Linked DNA regions of Homo sapiens: region 1 is linked to region 2. The links are chromatin contacts, found by Hi-C or POLR2A ChIA-PET in ENCODE. All regions are on one chromosome and are shown on one strand. The core of a region is the stretch at or near the end of the contact, and the rest is flanking DNA. Distances in the headings are between cores, read along the strand shown. Region 1 has its middle 13 kb from the start of HLA-F. Region 2 holds the start of HCG4B (HLA complex group 4B).

What was found. A loop is a pair of places that touch in the nucleus more often than their neighbours do. ChIA-PET counts read pairs that join two places held with the same protein, here RNA polymerase II (POLR2A). Pooled maps may share reads with other maps.
Region 1: a loop to region 2 is called in a pooled map, with 6 times the contacts of the local background. The contact joins the enhancer-like site here to the promoter of HCG4B in region 2. A Hi-C loop is called at or near these places in 1 of 168 maps with a recorded cell type or tissue (CD8-positive, alpha-beta T cell) and 4 of 50 pooled maps. POLR2A ChIA-PET finds 5 or more read pairs at or near these places in 1 of 52 experiments (H1).

What each region holds. Positions count from the first base shown.
Region 1 is chr6:29,706,513-29,713,446 of GRCh38, forward strand. It overlaps the pseudogene ZDHHC20P1. Among named protein-coding and RNA genes, the nearest start is that of HLA-F, 13 kb to the right of the region's middle. Within about 2 kb of position 2,364, at least 3 of the 41 ENCODE cell types and tissues checked have a DNase peak (open chromatin) inside an H3K27ac peak, as active enhancers do; they include CD8-positive, alpha-beta T cell, where a contact is called at or near this core.
Region 2 is chr6:29,925,611-29,932,271 of GRCh38, forward strand. HCG4B (HLA complex group 4B) reads right to left here and starts at 1,605. Exons shown (of 1, transcript NR_001317.3): 1 at 1-1,605. It overlaps LOC124901298 (a long non-coding RNA gene), which reads right to left. Exons shown (of 3, transcript XR_007059541.1): 2 at 2,829-3,127; 3 at 2,588-2,646. It also overlaps the pseudogene HLA-K.

The DNA.
Region 1 (6,934 bases), core at 1,114-3,613, 220 kb before region 2:
GTTATAATTTCAAACAAATCTCCAATAAAAATAGATAATAATTTGAAGTCAAACCACAGGGACAAAATGTTTTTAGATGTCTCCAAATTCCTCACTTCCCTCCTCTAAATTCAGGTGGGTCACTTCATACTTTCTCCCAACCGCAGGTTCCCAATAGGCAGGTCCTAGAGCCCAACCTTGGTGGGGCAGGGAGTAGGGATTTAAAAACTGCATGATGATCAACAGCAGGAAAGAGGATTGGGGCTGAGAGGGGAGGAGAGGCAGGCAGGAGACCCCTGGGGAGTTGCTGCCCCAAGGAACTCCTTCTTCACCCTCTGAGAGAAAGTGTCACAGGACCACAGACCCTTGGTCTTCATAGATCCCATAACCTCCCCCGAATTGTATGTAAAATTGTGTGGGAATGCAGGTGAGTGCATTTCAGCTGGGGCTGGCTTTGACAAGGCTGTGGCCTGCAGTAGATATCAAAGTAGTCATCTAGGTCTCGTGTAGATGATGGAAAACTCGATGGGAGGGAGACACGGTGCCTTGACCCAGAGTCAATGCCAATAAACTTGGCTAGGACATAGTACCCAGTCATTTAATCAAAACCTAATCTAGATGTTGCTGTGAAGATATTTAGTACATGTGGTTAACATTTACAATCAGTTGACTTTATGAAAAGGAAATTACCCTCAATAATGTAGATGGACCTCATCCAATCAGTAGAAGGCTTTAAGAGCAGAAACTACAGTTTCCCAGAAAAGAAGAAATTCTGTCTTAAGACTACCATATCAACTTCTGTCTGCATTTTCAGCCTGCTGGCGTATCCTACAGATTTCACACTTGCCACCGTAATAATTGCATGAGTCAGTTTCATAACACGAATAAAACACACACATACACACACACACACACACACACACACACACACACACCCCTTATTGGTTCTGTTTCTCTGTTGAATCCAGAATAATACAGATTTTGGTACTTAGAGTGATTCTAGAGGAAGAGAATCCTTTTAAAACGTTTATAGCCAACAATAAAAAACTTTATTAAAAATGTTGAAAAGCATAAAACGGTAATTATAAATTAGCAAACACCCAACAAGAAAAGCACTTATTTTCTTTTCCTTATACAGTACAAGAAAGAGTAATTGGGATCTCATTCACTTTCAGCCACCATTTGCCCTAGATGTCCTTCACTCAAAACAAGTTTTTAGCTTGTGTTTTTGGAGTGGAAACTCACATGGCTACTAAGAAACAACTCTAAAAATGTAACTTAGACACTCAAAATTCCATGTGCCATGTTAACATGTAATGATGGTTCATATTACAGCATCTCACAATAGGTAAGCATTATTTCCAAAGTAAAATTAAGTCACATTTGTGGTTGCTAGTGAATGCGGCACAAATGGACCCTGAAGATTCAGGCATTGTTCTGCTCTGGAGTAGGACATCTGTGGCTCCAGCAAACTGTACAAAGGCTTTTTTTTTTTTTTAATGTATCTTCCGTGATACTTCAATTATTTCACCTTATTAATCATTTTCTTGCAAACAAAACTGAAAATATCAGTTCATAATGTGTTTCCATACACCTTGCCCTTATTCAAATGGTTATGAACAAGTGGTCTTCCATTTTCTATTGCCGCTGTAATTATTTGTTCCTGATCTGGCAACACCTTCTTCAGCTCCTTTCTCTGGCCACCGAGATTAACAGTCCAACAAGCGGTCTTTTGATTCACTAAGTGGCTTAATAGGACAACGTTGATTTGAGCCAATACTTCTGGCATGTTCATTTCAATTTGTAACTTTTTTCTGAATTCATCCCCACAAGGTGAGCTGGAAAACTGCAACCATAACCAAAGCTAGAAAATACTGGAAGTAGCCAATATTTCTCTTCATCACCAAAGACTGGTCTCTAATTTTTACTATTGTTCTATTTTTTCCAGCCAGCCAACAGTAGTAGCTGAAAAGCGAGAGCACACTGATGAAGAACACTGCGGGCACAAAGAAAAGGAAAAGTATGTGGAGCTTTGCTGTGTATCTCTTAGTTCATTCTACTCACTAGAACGTGGCGTTCTCAGGAATTGACGTCCTCCAGGCCCCCAGATGAGGGTAGTGAGCACCCTGAGAGCCAGCTGGACTCCCCTCTTGGTGTGTTACTGCACAGCCACAGCCTCTGGGTAGGGAGTTGTCCTGCACTTCTGGAATCATCTTTTTGGTCATGGTGGCTACTGCTGTACTGTCCTTCTGAGGTCAGTGAGATAGGGTGTTCACAGCCTCACTTGAAAGGAAACAAGAGACTTGTCAGGTTGATGGAGAGAACAAGCTGTTCGACAGTGCGCAAACCATATCCTGGGCTTGTGGTTAGAACATCCTGCAGCAAAGAGGTAGAAGAGCCAAGGGAGGCATCCCCACATCTGAGGAAGCCCAGAAACCCATGAATAGCGTCCTTGGGCTGACCTATGCTCATTACAATAGTAGCAAACACAACTCTGAGAGGGAAGTTAAGATGCTAATGAGACGTAAGATGTGTGTGCTGATATGTACAACCACAGTGCATGCACGTTCAAGAGACCACAGAACATGCTTAAAACAATACCCCTTCCCACCTATTCATGAATAATCATGTAAGACTCCCGTGAGGGGAGGGTACTGTCTCTCTTTTGAGCAGCTGCTCTGATCAGCTGTCAGAGTGTACTTTCACTTTGCAATAAATTCTCTTGCTGACTTTTACTTTGGACTTGCTCTCAAATTCTTTTGTGTGGCAAAGTCAAGAACCTGAACCGGCCCATTGGCTACATTTCCTTCCTTTTTTCTTTCTTTCTGTATCTTGTTGCTAGGGATAACTTTGCCCCTGCTGGCAGCATGCCCCTGAGGATGGCACCCTGTGGCTGGCGTCTTCCTTGGCTTGGCCTCGGGTCACTAAGCATAGCCCATGGTAGGAGGTTCTGAGAATGAGTGGCACTGCCTTGTGCAACGGTCCCCATGGGAGTGGCCCACAGGTGCTTGCATCTGTGGCATTTTCACAACTGTTTAAAAAGACTCAAGAATGTACTGTGGGAGGAGAGCAGGTCTGGAGACTCACCTGTGTCCCCCACCTGCTCATCTGCATGGCCGTGTGCCTGACATGGTCAGAAATGAGAAATGCTGCTGCCCCTTTGCAAAGCACTACTTAGTTTTTCTCTTCTTGAAGGTGGTGGCACGATGCCCAGGTTGAGATGGACGCAGGAGTCAGCATCCTAAAGTAAAAGGAGAGACTTTAACAGAAATACCTGAGCTTTTCAATGAGAATGAACAGGGCCTTTTACCCTCTGGCAACTGTGTATTTCCCATTGACATGTTTCTTGTCCTCAGAATGGTTTTTCCTTTTTGCAGGTGGTTTATTGAAAAAGGAAAGGACAGAAAAGAAAAAGCAGGAGAAGGTGTATGGGAAGCTGGGACCCTGGCCCTGTGCAGGGGAGATACAAGGTGCTTCTGGGGAGGCTGCCGCCATCTGGGGCACTGGCACATGGGGCACGGCAGGGCTCGCCTTCCTGATGATGCCGCCTATCCCAGTTGCCCACCAGAAGTTGCAGTGCCCAGATTAGTTTTGTATTGATGGAAATTAAAAAAAAATTATATTACATAATTTTATGCTTTTTGAAAATAGCTAATAAACTTTTATGGCTAAGTTGTTAGTAATGGTAATCTCTCTAATCTGCTTAAAGACGGTCAAATCTGCAGGGTTCCCATCTCCACTGGACACCTGTGCTTCCTGTGGGGTCTATTTTCCAGTGGCTTTCCCTGTTGGTTGCCCCTGTGACTGCTGACATCCTGCCTTCTGGTGGAAACCACACTCTTCCTTGCCCAGTGAGGGTTGGAAAATTGGATGACTAAACTCGACGAAGATAGCAAATAACATTTGTTCTGCGTGGGTGCCATCATCACCTGCACTTGAAAGCAAGGCTGAGGTGCAGAAGACACAAAATGTGGCCATGTCCCTTGGCTGGCAAGTGGCCTAGGGGCAATGTGAGCCTGAGTGTATGACACTGTGACACAGGACAGGGTGCGTCACAGTGTTGCCCATTGTGACTGCAGGGCCAAAAGGAACCAGGGCTGAGAGGAACCTGGAGACATGCTGGGGTGGGGCCAAACGAGGGCTTGGAGAGAGCCTCCACCCACCCTCACAGGGCCTGGTGGAGACAGACCGAGGAGGGGCATCTGCCCCTCTCCCCTTGCAGAGTGGAATGATAGCTGATGACATCATTTTAAAAGTCACAGTACTACAGAGATGTTTGGACACTCATCAGAGGCAGACCTGCTGTGGGAAAGTCAAGGCCTTGGTGCGGAAACCTAAGATTCTGCAAACTGGAACAGGGTTATCCTATGGGTGCCCTTTAGAACTCTCTGGGCATGCAGAGGAGGCTCGCCCTTCTCTAGTAATGGTTCCCACTTCCTACACTGGAAGATGCTGCAGAAACCTCACCCCTATGATGCAGTGGGAATTCCACTCAGGAGCTTTGCAGTAACAGCCGTTATGTCCCCGTAGGAGCCTGAGGAGCAGTTCTGGGATTGGAATTTAAGGGTGTTTGATCAAAGGGCCAGAATCAAGCTGGATAAATTAAAAAAAAACACCTTTGGCTTGGGAGCACTTTCTCAGGGTATGGGTTTATCAAGGACCTCAGGGCATGGGGCAAACCCACTGCTGGGGTGGACCCATGTAGACTGGAAAAAATGATGTCCAACTCTCAGTAAGTTAGACATGACTTAGTTGTCCTGGAACATGTAGAGGATGGACAATGAGGCTGAGGGAAGTGGGTGTGTGGGATGGAGACATCATGTGAACCAGAATGCCCACTAGGGCCATGCTCCACAGAGGACCCATAGGGCACAACTTCCACCAGAGCCTCAGGAATGTGCCGGTGAGAGGGACTTGCATGGCTAAGAAGCGTCGGGGTGGTGTCCTCTGCAGGCTGGGTGTGATGGCAGGAAGGAGGTCCTATAGTTGGGCTCATTGATATTCCTGAGGAAAGTGTGGCCTTGAAAAGGCAGAGAACTAAATGGTGACAGTGGCCTGCAAAAGCCAGAGGGCACGGTTAACTTGACAATCTCAGAGGAGCAGCTGAGGCAGCTTGATCTGCAGGGAGTTGTGGGGAAGGTTAATAGACGGTGGTGTCAGAACAGGCAGCAGCCAACAAGGGCACTGCTTGACATCTGTGATGAGAAAGCAAGAATTGATGAGCAGGGGGCTGAGGGTGTTTAACTCAATACAAAGTCATGATCCCATTCTCAATTCCTAAACGTCAACCAAGTTTCAGATTCAGATCCCAGTTACAGAGAAGGAGTCCCTATTCCAGGAGGAAGGACCCTGAAACCTCATGGCAAGTATATGCTGGAACAATTCCCTCTGTCTTTCTGCAAAGGAGCCTACAGTCATTTACTCAGGGGACTGTACACTAGGAAAGGGAAACAGGCAGAATTTGGGGGAGTGTTGACATTGGGTGTGAGCTGATATTGATGCCTACAGGCCTACAGCACCATTATGTCCCTACCACAGTGGGGCTTACAGAAGCTGGGAATAAATCTGGACACATCACAAAGGGACTACTGGGTCCACAGACCCAGCCCTGTTTATCTCCCCATTCTCCAAGTGTGTAATTGGCATTGATGCCCTGGCAGCTGGAGTAACCCCCACATTGGGTCCCAAGTCTCTGGAATAAGGGCTGTCATTGTCTGAAAGCCAAAGGGAAACCTCTGCAACTGACTTCATCCTGGCCAAATAAAAAATGATATTGAGTCCCAGGGTGAGTCTTATGAAAGGTACTGTAGGTATTTTAGGTGTAGCACCACCATTAGAGAGCTGAAGGATGAGGGGTGCTGTTGGAGTTGCCTGTTATCTTCACGTAATCCAGCAATCTGTCCCCAAGGAAGCCTGATGGGGCCTAAAGAATGAATGAGATTACTTCAGACTTGAAAAAGTAGGAGTCATAATTGCAGCTGCCATGCTGGCTGGATATCACTGGTAGAGCAGATTGATAAGGCCTCAGGCACAAAGTGTGCAGCTGTGGATTTGGTGAGTGCATTCCTTTCCATTCCAATGAGAAAAACTATACATGAAGTGATTCATGTGGGATCCACAACACATTTATTGATAATTGGCCTCAGGGTTATTGTAACTGACCTGCCCTCTATAGTATAGTCTTAAGAGATCTGAAGAACCTGGCATCCTATAGAATGGTAAATCAGCTTATTTCATCAACAACATCATGTTGACTAGGATGGATGAGTAGGAGATGGGAAGTATGCTGAAGGCCTTGGCAAAACACGTGCTCTCCAGCAGATGGAAGATAAACCACACAGAGATTCAGGAGTGGCCACTGTGGTGAAGTTTTATTCATCCAGTGGTTGAGGACATCCAGGAGTTTCTCCTCCACAGTAAAAGACAAAGTGTTGCATCTTGCATCCTCACTACAAGGAAGGAAGCACACTGCCTGGTGAGCCTCTTTGAATTCTGACAACACCACATCCCACATCTATTGCTTTGACCTACACTCTAGGAGAAATAGGAGGGGACTTGCTTCAATTAGGCCTGCTGAGGAAAGGACACTGGCAGATTCAGGCCATGAGGCAGCGCCATCCCTCAGACCCACCTAGAGGTGTCAGTCGTGGGGAAAGATGCAGGATGGAGCTGAAACAAGCACCAGTGGGGGAGTCACACGGAGGGCCTGGGATTCTGGAGTAAGGCCATGTCATCCACAGCAGAGACATATGCCCCTGTTAGAAGCAACTTTTGGTATGTTACTGGCCTTGATAAGATAGAATCCTTGCCATGGGACATCAAACAACCATGTGATTTCAAATGCCCATATGAATTGGCTTCTGTAACTCAGAAAGTCATAGATCGGACAGACCCCAAAGCATCCATCATGAGATAGAAATGGTCCATCTGGATTGAGCATGAATCCTATGTTGAC
Region 2 (6,661 bases), core at 355-2,854:
CAGATACATTGTCTGCGAAAGTCAAACTTAGTAGCTTTGTGAGTCCTGTTGTAATGCTTTCAGACACATTTATGTATCAAGGGGCCAAAGTTACATTTTTTTACCGATTAGATACCTGATCATTTAGGGGTTGCCAAGATTCTGCTACCCACTGTAGTTAATAAACAAAGAGAAAACTTGTCTCTATGCTGTCTCATGTACTCAGGCACAACTTTTCCGGATTTAAAGAAAAAAAAAACAAAAACCTGTCTCTACGCCTCCATTCCCAGGGCGAGCTCCCTCTCTGGCATCGAGCTCCCTCTCTGGCGGCGAGCTCCCTCTCTGGCGGCGAGCTCCCTCTCTGTCACCAAGCTCCCTGGGGTGAGTTTTTTTCTAGAAGAGTTCAGGGAAATAGGTAAGGAGTGGGAGGCAGGGAGTCCAGTTCTGGGACGGGGATTCCGGGATGAAAAATGAAGAGGGACGGGGCCCATGACGAGGGTTTCTCCCTGGTTTCTCAGACAGCTCTTGGGCCAAGACTCAGGGAGACATTGAGACAGAGCGCTTGGCACAGGAGGAGCGGGGTCAGGGCGAAGTCCTATGGCCCCAGGCGTGGCTCTCAGGGTTTCAGGCCCCGAAGGCGATGTATTGATTGGGGAGGCCCAGGGTTGGGGATTCCCCATCTCCGCAGTTTCTCTTCTCCCTCTCCCAACTTATGTAGGGTCCTTCTTCCTGGACACTCAGGATGTGGACTCAGTTCTCACCCCCATTTGGTGTCGGGTTTCTAGCGAAGCCAATCGGCGTCGCTGGGGTCCCTGTTCCAGAAGTCCCCGCGAACCCATTGGGACTCAGATTCTCCCCAGACGCCGAGGATGGGGTCATGGCGTCCCGAACCCTCCTCCTGCTGCTCTTGGGGGCCCTGGCCCTGACCGAGACCTGGGCGGGTGAGTGCGGGATCCGGAGGGAAATGGCCTCTGCGGGGAGGAGGTAGGGGCCCGCGCACTGGGGCGCAGGACCCGGGGAGCAGCGCAAGGAGGAGGGTCGGACGGGTCTCAGCCCCTCCTCGCCCCCAGGTACCCACTCCATAAGGTATTTCAGCACCGCCGTGTCCCGGCCGGGTCGCGGGGAGCCCCGGTACATCGCAGTGGGCTACGTGGACGACACGCAGTTCGTGCGGTTCGACAGCGACGCGGCGACTCCGAGGATGTAGCCGCAGTCGCCGTGGTTGGAGCAGGAGGGACCGGAGTATTGGGACCGGAGCACACGGAACATCAGGCCCGCGCACAGACTGACAAGAGTGAACCTGCCCATGCCGCGCCGCTACTACCACCAGAGCTAGGCCGGTGAATGACCCCGGCCTGGGGCGAAGGTCACGACCCCTCCTCATCCCCCACGGACGTCCCGGGTCCCCCCCGCGAGTCTCCGGCTCCAAGATCCACCCCGAGGCTGCGGGACCCGCCAGATCCTCGACCCGGGAGAGGCCCAGGCGCCTTTACCAGGTTTCATTTTCCGTTTAGGCCAAAATCCCCGCGGGTTGGTCGGGGCGGGGGCGGGGCTCGGTGGGCGGGGCTGACCGCGGGGGCGGGGCCAGGGTCTAACACCCTCCAGATAATGTATGGCTGCGACTTGGGGCTGGAAGGGCGCCTCCTCCGCGGGTATGAACAGCACGCCAACGATGGCAAGGATTACATAGCCCGGAACTAGGACCTGCGCTCCTGGACCGCGGCGGACATGGCGGCTCAGATCACCAAGCGCAAGTGGGAGGCAGAAGAATTTGCAGAGCAGATCAGGGCCTACCTGGAGGGCACGTGCGTGGAGAGGCTCGCAGACACCTGGAGAACGGGAAGGAGACGCTGCAGCTCACGGGTACCAGGGAACACAAGACGCCTCCCTGATCGCCTGTAGATCTCCTGGGCTGGCTTCCCACAAAGAGAGAAGGAAAATGGGACCAACACTAGAATGTCGTCCTCTCTCTGGTCCTGAGGGAGAGGAATCCTCCTGGGTTTCCAGATCCTGTACAAGAGAGTGACTCTGAGGGTCTGCCCTGCTCTCTGATACAATTAAGGGATGAAATCTCTGAGGAAATGAAGGGAAGACAATCCCTGGAATACTGATGAGGGGTTCCCTTTGACACCAGCAGCAGCCTTGGGCCCCGTTACTTTTCCCCTCAGGCCTTGTTCTCTGCTTTACACTCAATGTGTGTGGGGGTCTGAGTCCAGCTCTTCTGAGTCCCTCAGCCTCCACTCAGGTCAGGACCAGAAGTCACTGTTCCCTCCTCAGGGACTGGAATTTTCCACGGAATTCGGAGATTATCCCAGATACCTGTGTCCAGGTTGGTGTCTGGGTTCTGTGCTCCCTTCCCCACCCCAGGTGTCCTGTCCATTCTCAGGATGGCCACATGCGTGCTGCTGGAGTGTCTCATGAGAGATGCAAAGTGCCTGAATTTTCTGACACTTCCTGTTAGACCTCTCCCCCAGACACATATGATCCACCATTCCGTCTCTGACTATAAGGCCACCCTGAGGTGCTGGGCCCTGGGCTTCTACCCTGTGGAGATCACACTGGCCTGGCAGCAGGATGGAGAGGACCAGACTCGGGACATGGAGCTTCTAGAGACCAGGCCTGCAGGGGATGGAACCTTCCAGAAGTGGGCAGCTGTGGTGGTGCCTTCTGGAGAGGAACAGAGATACCCGTGCCATGTGCAGCATGAGGGGTTGCCCAAGCCCCTCACCCTGAGATGGGGTAAGGCAGGAGATGAGTGGAGGGGGGGTCATGTCTCTTAGGAAAGCAGGAGCCTCTCTGGAGAACTTCAGCAGGGTCGGTGCTGGGGGCTGAGGGTCAGGGACGCTCACCTTCCCCTTTTTTCCCAGAGCAGTCTTCTCAGCCCACCATCCCCATCGTGGGTATCGTTGCTGGCCTGGTTCTCCTTGGAGCTGTAGTCACTGGAGCTGTGGTTTCTGCTGTGATGTGCAGGAAGAAGAACTCAGGTAAGGAATGGATGAGGAGTGGGGTCTGAGATTTCTTGTCCCACTGAGGGTTTCAAGCCCCAGTTAGAAGTGTGTCCTGCCTGGTTACTGGGAAGCACCATCCACACTCATGGGCCTACCCAGCCTGGGCCCTGTGTGCCAGCACTTACTCTTTTGTAAAGCACCTGTGACAATGAAGGACAGATTTATCACCTTGATGATTATGATGATGGGGACCTGATCCCAGCAGTCACAAGTCACAGGGGAAGGTCCCTGCTGAGGACAGACCTCAGGAGGGCAGTTGGTCCAGGACCCACACCTGCTTTCCTCATGTTTCCTGATCCTGTCCTAGATCAGCAGTTACACTTTCAGGAAACTTCTCTGGGATCAAAGGCTAGGGGGTTTGTTTAGGGCCGTATGGCCCTGACTCCTTTCTGGCCTCTCATAGGACATTTTCTTCCCACAGATAGAGTGAGCTACTCTGAAGCTGCAAGTAAGTATGAAGTGGGCTGATCCCTGATCCTTGGGATATTGTGGTCGGGAGCCCATGGGGGAGCTCACCCAACCCCAGATTCCTCCTCTAGCCGCATCTCCTCTGGGCTCTGACCAAGTCCTGTTTTTGTTCTACCCCAGGCAGCGACCATGCGCAGGGTTCTGATGTGTCTCTCACGGCTTGTAAAGGTGAGACACTGGGGGACCTGATGTGGGGGGGTGTTGGGGGCAATAGTGGACGCAGCTGTGCTATGGGGTTTCTTTGAATTGGATGTATTGAGCATGTGATGGGCTGTTTAAAGTGTCACCCCTCACTGTGACGGATATGAATTTGTTCATGAATATTTTATTTTATAGTGTGAGACAGCTGCCTTGTGTGGGACTGAGAGGCAAGATTTGTTCACGCCTTCCCTTTGTGACTTCAAAAACCCTGACTCTCTTTCTGCAAAGGCACCTGAATGTGCCTGTGTTCCTGTAGGCATAATATGAGGAGGTGGGGAGACCAACCCACCCCCATGTCCACCATGACCCTCTTCCCTCATGCTGACCTGTGTTCCGTCTCCAATAATTAATCATTCCTGCTCCATAGAGGTGAGGCTGAGATGTCTCCATCTCTGTCTCAACTTTATGTGCACTGAGCTGTAACTTCTTACTTCCCTATTAAAATTAGAATCTGAGTATAAATTTACTTTTTCAAATTCTTGCCATGAGAGGTTGATGGGTTAATTAAAGGAGAAGATTCCTAAAATTTGAGAGACAAAATAAATGGAAGACATGAGAACCTTCCAGAGTCCACATGTTTCTTATGCTGATTTGTTGCATGAGAGGAGAGTAGATGGGGCTGTGCCCAGTGGGTGCTCAGGCCACCGTGCGCTTTATGTGGTCACTGCTCAGCTGGGTCATCTTTGCTGCTCTGTTGTCCTTGGCTGTATGATCCGTCCCTACGGGGCTTAGCGGGTTTTCTCCCCGTGTGCGGAGATGAGAGATTGTAATAAATAAAAGCACAAGACAAAGAGATAAAGAGAAAACAGCTGGGCCCGGGGGACCACTGCCATCAAGATGCGGAGACCGGTAGTGGCCCCGAACAGCTGGGCTCGCTGATATTTATTGCATACAAGACAAAGGGCAGGGTAAGGAAGGTGAATCTTCTAAATGATTGACAAGGTGAAGCAAGTCACGTGATTACAGGATAGGGGGCCCTTCCCTTTTAGGTAGCATATGTCACCATTTTCTTTTCTGCACTTAAGATCAAAGACTTTAAGACTTTCACTATTTCTTCTACCGTTATCTACTACAAAATTCAAAGAGGAACCAGGAGTACAGGAGGAGCATGAAAGTGGACAAGGAGCATGACCACTGAAGCACAGCACCACAGGGAGGGGTTTAGGCCTCTGGATGACTGCAGGTAGCTCTGGATAATATCCAGCCTTCTACAAGAAGCTGGTGGAGCAGAGTGTTCCCCGACTCCTCCAAGGAAGGGAGACTCCCTTTCATGGTCTGCTAAGTAACAGGTGCCTTCCTAGACACTGGTGTTACCACTTGACCAAGGAGCCCTCAAGTGGCCCTTATGCGGGCGTGACAGAAGGCTCATATCTTGCCTTCTAGGTCACTTCTCACAATGTCCCTTCAGCACCTGACCCTATACCCGCCGGTTATTCCTAGGTTATCTTAGTAATGCAACAAAGAGTAATATTAAAAGCTAATGATTAATAATGTTTATAATAATGATTGATAATTGTTCATGATCATCTCTATATCTAATTTGTATTATGACTATTCTTATTCTAACTATTTTCTTTATTATACTAAAACAGTTTGTGCTTTCAGTCTCTTGCCTCGGCACCTGAGTAATCCTCCACCCACACTTGGCCCTTCAGTAGAACCTTGTCCCACCATGACCTGTGATCACAGGGACTTGGATGTCACCTACGGCAGTCCCTGCATACCAGGGTCCTTGTGGTATCAAGAGACAAATTTTCAGATCGTTCAAGCTCTTGCCGTCTTCCCAGGGCTCTTTCCTCATTGTATTTTCCATCTTTTCTGCAATCTTTTTAAAGGAACCAGATTCTGAAATTTGCCAAGAGGCAGGGTCCCATAGTTTCTCATCATAGGTAACTTTCTGTTGGAACTCCTCTTCTGCACTCCTACTCTTCTTCCTGCCCTGAGTTGTAGTAATCCTAGTGCTGGCTCCAATAGAAACTCATCAATTTATAAAGCAGAGTCTAGTTTAGATTCATATGTGGTTGGAAAATTGGACCCATAAGCCTAGGGTTATCTTTCCTGAAGAGAAAAATATGGTTGTGTGCTGCAGTGTGCAGTAGAGTTGGTGTGGGGGGAGGGAGGGAGGGAGGGAGGACACACAAGCAGCCCTGGTGAGAAAAGATCTGGTGGCACTGATGTCAGTGTGAGATGATGTTGTTCTGTAGCTGCCACAAAAATAAAGCATTTGTCCTGAGGCTACATTAATAAAGATATTGCCTCTAGAATAGAGTGGTTCTCTATGATCATTCCTTCAACTGACATTTGTTTCTGCTAGGTATATGACTGTTTTTGCATTTAGAAAGCATCATTAAAGTAAAAACAGAAAAATTTCGGGCCTTATGGTGTATATGTTCTAGATGCAAGCTTGTCCAACCCGCAGCTCGTGGGCTGCATGTGGCCCAGGACAATTTTGAATGTGAGGACTTTTTTGCTTATCTGTGGTGCACCTGAGTCCCGGAGTGAGTGCACCCACCTCCCTCAGGGTCAGGAGTGAATGCTTTAGGAACCCTCCTTTTCAGTGACCTGAAAAAGATAGAGGGCACACTTACTGTGATAACCCAGAGTATCAGTCAAGGGGGCTTGACCTTCAAGGAGTTATGGGAAAGCTTAATAAAGGGTGGTGTCCCAGGGTCAGAAAAGATGGGCAGACAGCAAGAGCACTGCTTGATATCTATGATAAGCATGTAAGAATTGAGGAGCCCTCTCCCTCTCCCTCTCCCTCTCCCTCTCCCTCTCCCTCTGCCTCTCCCTCTCCCTCTGCCACGGTCTCCCTCTCCCTCTCTTTCCACGGTCTCCCTCTGATGCCGAGCCGAAGCTGGACTGTACTGCTGCCATCTCGGCTCACTGCAACCTCCCTGCCCGATTCTCCTGCCTCAGCCTGCCGAGTGCCTGCGATTGCAGGCGCGCGCCGCCACGCCTGACTGGTTTTCATATTTTTTTGGTGGAGAAGGGGTTTCGCTGTGTTG